Linked DNA regions of Homo sapiens: region 2 is linked to region 1. Evidence: read pairs that join two places in POLR2A ChIA-PET (ENCODE). Cell type or tissue: OCI-LY7. All regions are shown on one strand. Region 1 has its middle 3.8 kb from the start of CHST11. Region 2 overlaps CHST11 (carbohydrate sulfotransferase 11).

What was found. Peaks named below come from ENCODE experiments on the same cell type or tissue, not always from the same donor. Only the 100,000 strongest peaks of a DNase experiment are listed, where the experiment ranks them.
Region 2: POLR2A ChIA-PET joins it to region 1 with 8 read pairs; 8 of 35 experiments call an interaction of 5 or more read pairs at or near these places.

What each region holds. Positions count from the first base shown.
Region 1 is chr12:104,451,919-104,454,418 of GRCh38, forward strand. No RefSeq gene overlaps it. Among named protein-coding and RNA genes, the nearest start is that of CHST11, 3.8 kb to the right of the region's middle. RefSeq lists an enhancer at 417-919. In OCI-LY7, no CTCF peak of the experiment used is centred here; no DNase peak of the experiment used is centred here.
Region 2 is chr12:104,581,915-104,584,414 of GRCh38, forward strand. All of the region lies in intron 1 of CHST11 (carbohydrate sulfotransferase 11), which reads left to right. Among named protein-coding and RNA genes, the nearest start is that of MIR3922, 8.5 kb to the right of the region's middle. RefSeq lists enhancers at 979-1,028, 1,855-1,924. In OCI-LY7, no CTCF peak of the experiment used is centred here; DNase peaks (open chromatin) are centred at 517, 1,037 and 1,607; H3K4me3 peaks cover 2,115 bases; H3K27ac peaks cover 2,500 bases.

The sequences.
Region 1 (2,500 bases):
AGAGGTTCTCAGCATCTTAATCTGGCCCTGGCACCGAGCATGACAGGCCCTCTTGGCCACACGAATCACCTCCAAGGCATCTGCCTGGCTCTGTCCTTGAAGCTCCCTCAGGTCAGCAGTTCTGTGACTTTTGTGCCATGCTTAGGGCACTGGAATCCCTGGTGGCACTGGGATCACTGTGCCAGGTTTTAGCCATCCCAGGTACTAGTACCTATGGAGCATCCACCTCCCAGGCAAAAGGGGGCAGGGCACTCACTTATTCCTTCACAAATCCACCCCCAACACCCCCTTCTCTCCCTGCCATTATCTCTTCCACAGTTTTAAATTTTTCTCCCAGGAAGCCTTCATCAAATCCCTCAGGCAAGGTGGCACAAAGCCTGCCTGAAATGGAGGGGGCGTGGAGAAGTGGAAGTAGGAGGATAACACACACAAATGAATATTTCAATAAATTATCATGCCATGAATGTCAAAGTGTGCTCAAGAAATGCTAATGTCCTTACTGAGGAGCAGCAAGAGGCAGGCAGGGGGCCTGGAAAGACTCCATAGAAAGACCTGGATGATCTGGTGGATGGGGCCAGCAGAGGCGCTGGCAGGGGCAAAGTGAAAAAAACACAGTGAAGGCACCTGGTGGGGTGAGGAGGGGTACTGGGGTGGGTGGAGGGCCAGGAGCTGAAGGTTTCCTAGTTATGCAGATAGAGTTTAGGAGTTGATCAGGGGCCACCAGTTGAGAAATATTTGAGAGGGATGAGTGGCTCACGGAACTGATTTCTGGGCTGTGCCTGGAGACGGGGAGGTGGCCAGGGCTATCCAGAGGGCAGCTGGAGTCGGCTTAGGGTAGGGCCCAAGGGTCCCACAGACCTGGTCCTCAGTAAGGGAGGGAGAGGAGTCTTTCGGGCCTAAACTAGGTGGAGGAGCAAAGGCGGCATCAGAAAGTCAGACAAGGCCTGGCGCGGTGGCTCACGCCTGTAATCCCAGCACTCTGGGAGGCTGAGGCAGGCGGATCACTTGAGGCCAGGAATTGGAGACCAGCCTGGCCAACATGGTGACACCAATCTCTACTAAAAATACAAAAATTAGCTGGGCATGGGGGTGCATGCCTGTACTGAAGCTACTCAGAAGACTGAGGCAGGAGAATTGCTTGAACCCAGAAGGCGGAGGTTACAGTGAGCTAAGATCACGCCACTGCACTCCAGCCTGAGTGATAGATTCTACCTCAAAAAAAAAAAAAAAGAAGAAGAAAGTGAGACAGAATAATGAGGGATAGTCCTTTCCTCCTTCCTCTCCTCTCTCCTTTATTTTCTTCTCTTCCTTCTTCCCTCTCTCCTTCCTCCCTCTTCATCTTGTCTTCCCTTCCTTCCTCCCTCTCTCCTTTCCTTCGTCCTTTCTTCTTTTCTCTCCCTTTCCCTCTCCCATCCTTCCTCCTTCTCTTTCCCAGGCAATTCTTTTCTTTTCTTCCCCAACCCTTTCTCCTCTCCTTCCCTCCCCCTTCGTCTCTTCCCTTCCCCTCTTTTTCTCCCTTTCTCTTTCCCTTCTTCAATCCCTTTCTCTCTTGCTGTCTTTTTCTCCACCTTGTTCAGAAAAGCCTGCAAAGCAGAGCCTGCTCTCAGAGTCATGTCACGAGTAACCCATTTGTGTTACTTGCGGTTTACCTACCTGTAGAAAATTTGTACCCTAAGATCTCCACATACTGCGGGCAAATGGTTTATAATTCAACTTCACAAATATTTACTGTGCTCTGGTTAACTGAGTATCCTTTGTGCTAGAGGTGCCAGAGAGATGCAAATGGCAGCGCCAGTCCTTGGAGGAGCCAGTCTGGGGCCCCTGGCTGATGTTGGCAGAAGACACATCCCTCTCTCCCTTCAAGGATGCTGAAGAGCTCTCTGTCTACTAGTACCCTGGGCCCACTTTTCTCTCCAACAAGGTGCAGAAAAGGGCATCGTTGCCAGGTTTGCAAGATCGTAACAAGACAGTGCATTGTAGGTATAATCTGCCGGAATGAGGAGGCGCTCAGCCTGCGCGGATTGGAAGGGCCACATAAACATCTGTCAGTCCATTGACAACAGCACCCAGAAGCCCGAATTGTGACTTCACACCGATTTCTTCCCCTGCTATAAATTCTACAAGATCGTCAACATAAATAAGACTTTCTCCTCAACCAGTTTTTCAGGGCCATGCCAGGCTTTAAAATGGGCAGGCCCCTGGCCGGGCGCGGTGGCTCACGCCTGTAATCCCAGCACTTTGGGAGGCCGAGGTGGGCGGATCACGAGGTCAGGAGATCGAGACCATCCTGGCTAACATGGTGAAACCCCGTCTCTACTAAAAAATACAAAAAATTAGCCGGGCGTGGTGGCACGTGCCTGTAGTCCCAGCTAGTCGGGAGGCTGAGGCAGGAGAATGGTGTGAACCCGGGAGACGGAGCTTGCAGTGAGCCAAGATCGCGCCACTGCACTCCAGCCTGGGCGACAGAGTGAGACTCCGTCTCAAAAACAAAACAAAACAA
Region 2 (2,500 bases), 130 kb after region 1:
AGAGAAGTTGAGAACAAACACTCCATCCAGGAGTTTGGGCTTTGAGATGGGGATGGGGATGGGACGGAGGGAGGTGGAAAGGAAGTAAGGGATGCACTACGTCATTATCGTCAGCATCATCATTCTATCCTTATTTCATCCAGTCTAAGAAGACTATGGTTGTAGGATGCATCCTTATTTGCGAGAAATTGAAATATGGAAATGTGCGCCTGAGAGTTGTGGCAGCCAATGCACTCAGTGCTTTCCGCTCATGTCCTCCTCTTAATAACTTTATCAGGCAGGTTCTCTCATTATTTCCATCTTATTGGTGAGCAAACTGAGATGCAGGGGGTTAAGAAGCTTGCAGAAGATCACTCTGCTGGCCAGTGGAGGGGCCAGGATTTGAGGCAGGAATTCTAACACCCTTAGAGCCTACCCTTGGCTACAGTGCTCTGCTCCTGAGCAATGAAATCAGCGTTGGGGTAGTCATGTGTGTGTGCGTGTGTTTGTGCTTGAAGACTTTGATGTCAGCATTTTGACCAGATGTGTCAGACAGATATGTTGCCCCTGCCCCATCACCTTTACTGAGTTACTTAAACCCCAGGCCCCTGTTTTCATGTTATTATCTTTACTAAGGGATGCAACTGGAGTTTAAGTTCTTTCTGTGCATTTCACGTCCCCTCTGCACGCCCTTCTCATGGGGCCAATCACTGTTGGGAACACTCAGAGATAATAAACATTTCCCTGCTGTATCATCCTAGAGGATCTGTCATTTATTAACTGTGTACCGTTGGCAAGAACCTCTCTGCACTTGTTTCCTCATCTGTATGATAGAAATAATACATCTCGGGATGGTAGTGAGGAAGGGAGGGTTATATAAAATGACTTCCACTGAAGTGCCTGCCTGGCATTCAGCATTGTATAGAGCCGGAACTCCAAATGTCTTCTGCTTGTACCTGTTTTCCTTCTCCCCAAGTCACCCAGCTCACAGGTGGCCGCAAGCTCTGAACTGGAACTGTTTCTAACACATCTGGCTGCTTCCCCTAGAGACAGACATGCAAATAGCTTCATATCCTCTTGTAGCTGTAACCATTTGCAGACACCTTATTGTCTTACAGCTTTTTAATTTGCCTGCACAAATAGACCTGCCTGGCCAACTTGGAGGGAATTTTAATATCTAAGTGCGGCCACATACATATGTGTTGTATACTGGGGCCATGCCTTCCTGCTTATCAAGGCAACAGAAATCTTGTACATGGTTTTCTTACTTTCTGGATAAAGATGGGACCTTGTCTCTCCATTTTGTCATAACACTTTTTTATCTTTACTTTAAGATGAAACCCTCCTTAAAATTGTGAGTGTTTCCCTGGATTTCCCTGGGGAGAAACCACTACAGTGGCTTTGATTCTTTTTCCCCTCCTTGGGATCATTCTGATCCCATTCCATATCTTTGGAGGGTCTATGGAATGGGGCTCAGCTTTGCATCTTGGATTCACAAGAAGGGAAGCAGGGAGTGAGGGAGATTGGGGGACCGTGGGCGTGTTTCATCAGATGCAGCTCCAATGGCCTTTTCCCTCTGACCATATTTCAACAACCACACTTGACACACAGCCTAGCCTCCCCCAAAGCTCACGTGTGCACCCTCTGCCCCTGTCTGGGGCCTCCCCTATTCATTTTCAGATCGATTCTGACACCTGCTTTTATCTCCCTTACCCCTTCAGCACTTCTTGATGGCAGCAACTTAAGTTATACTTAAGCATCCTATATTCCTAAAATATGCAGAAATTAAACAAATGCCTTGTGCTCTCAGTTTTCAAAGATCTCTCTCTTTTTTTTGAGGATGGAGTCTCACTCTGTCGCCCAGGCTGGAGTGTAGTGGCGAGATCTCAGCTCACTGCAACCTCTGCCTCCTGGGTTCAAGCAAGTCTCCTGCCTCAGCCTTCTGAGTAGCTGGGATTACAGGCACCTGCCACCACACCCAGCTAATTTTTGTATTTTTAGTAGAGATGGGGTTTCACCATGTTAACCGGGCTGGTCCCAAACTCCCGACCTCAAGTGATCCGCCCTCCTCGGCCTCCCAAAGTGCTGGGATTACAGGCGTGAGCCACCGCACCCCGTCCAAAGATCCCTTGAGTAAAAATATTCACATCAGTGGCTGCAGATAGATAATTGTTTGGTTTTTGTTGGGGAAATTCCAACTCTTTGTTTAGAACTTGCCTGATTTTCAGTAGCATCTCTAACACTTAGAGTTGATTTGGATCTGGCATTATGTTGAGTCATCATTTTTAGTGGGAAGAATACTATACAATGTGAAAGAAAGTGTAAAAAGTACTCTATTTTAACAAAGTTGTTTTCTTTCTCTTTCTTCTTTTTTTTTTTTTTTCACAGCGTCTTACTCTGTCACCCAGGGTGGAGTGCAGTGGTAGAATCTACGCTCACTGCAACCTCTGCCTCCCGGGTTCAAGCGCTTCTTATGCCTCAGCCTCCCCAGTAGCTGGGACTACGGGTATATGCCACCATG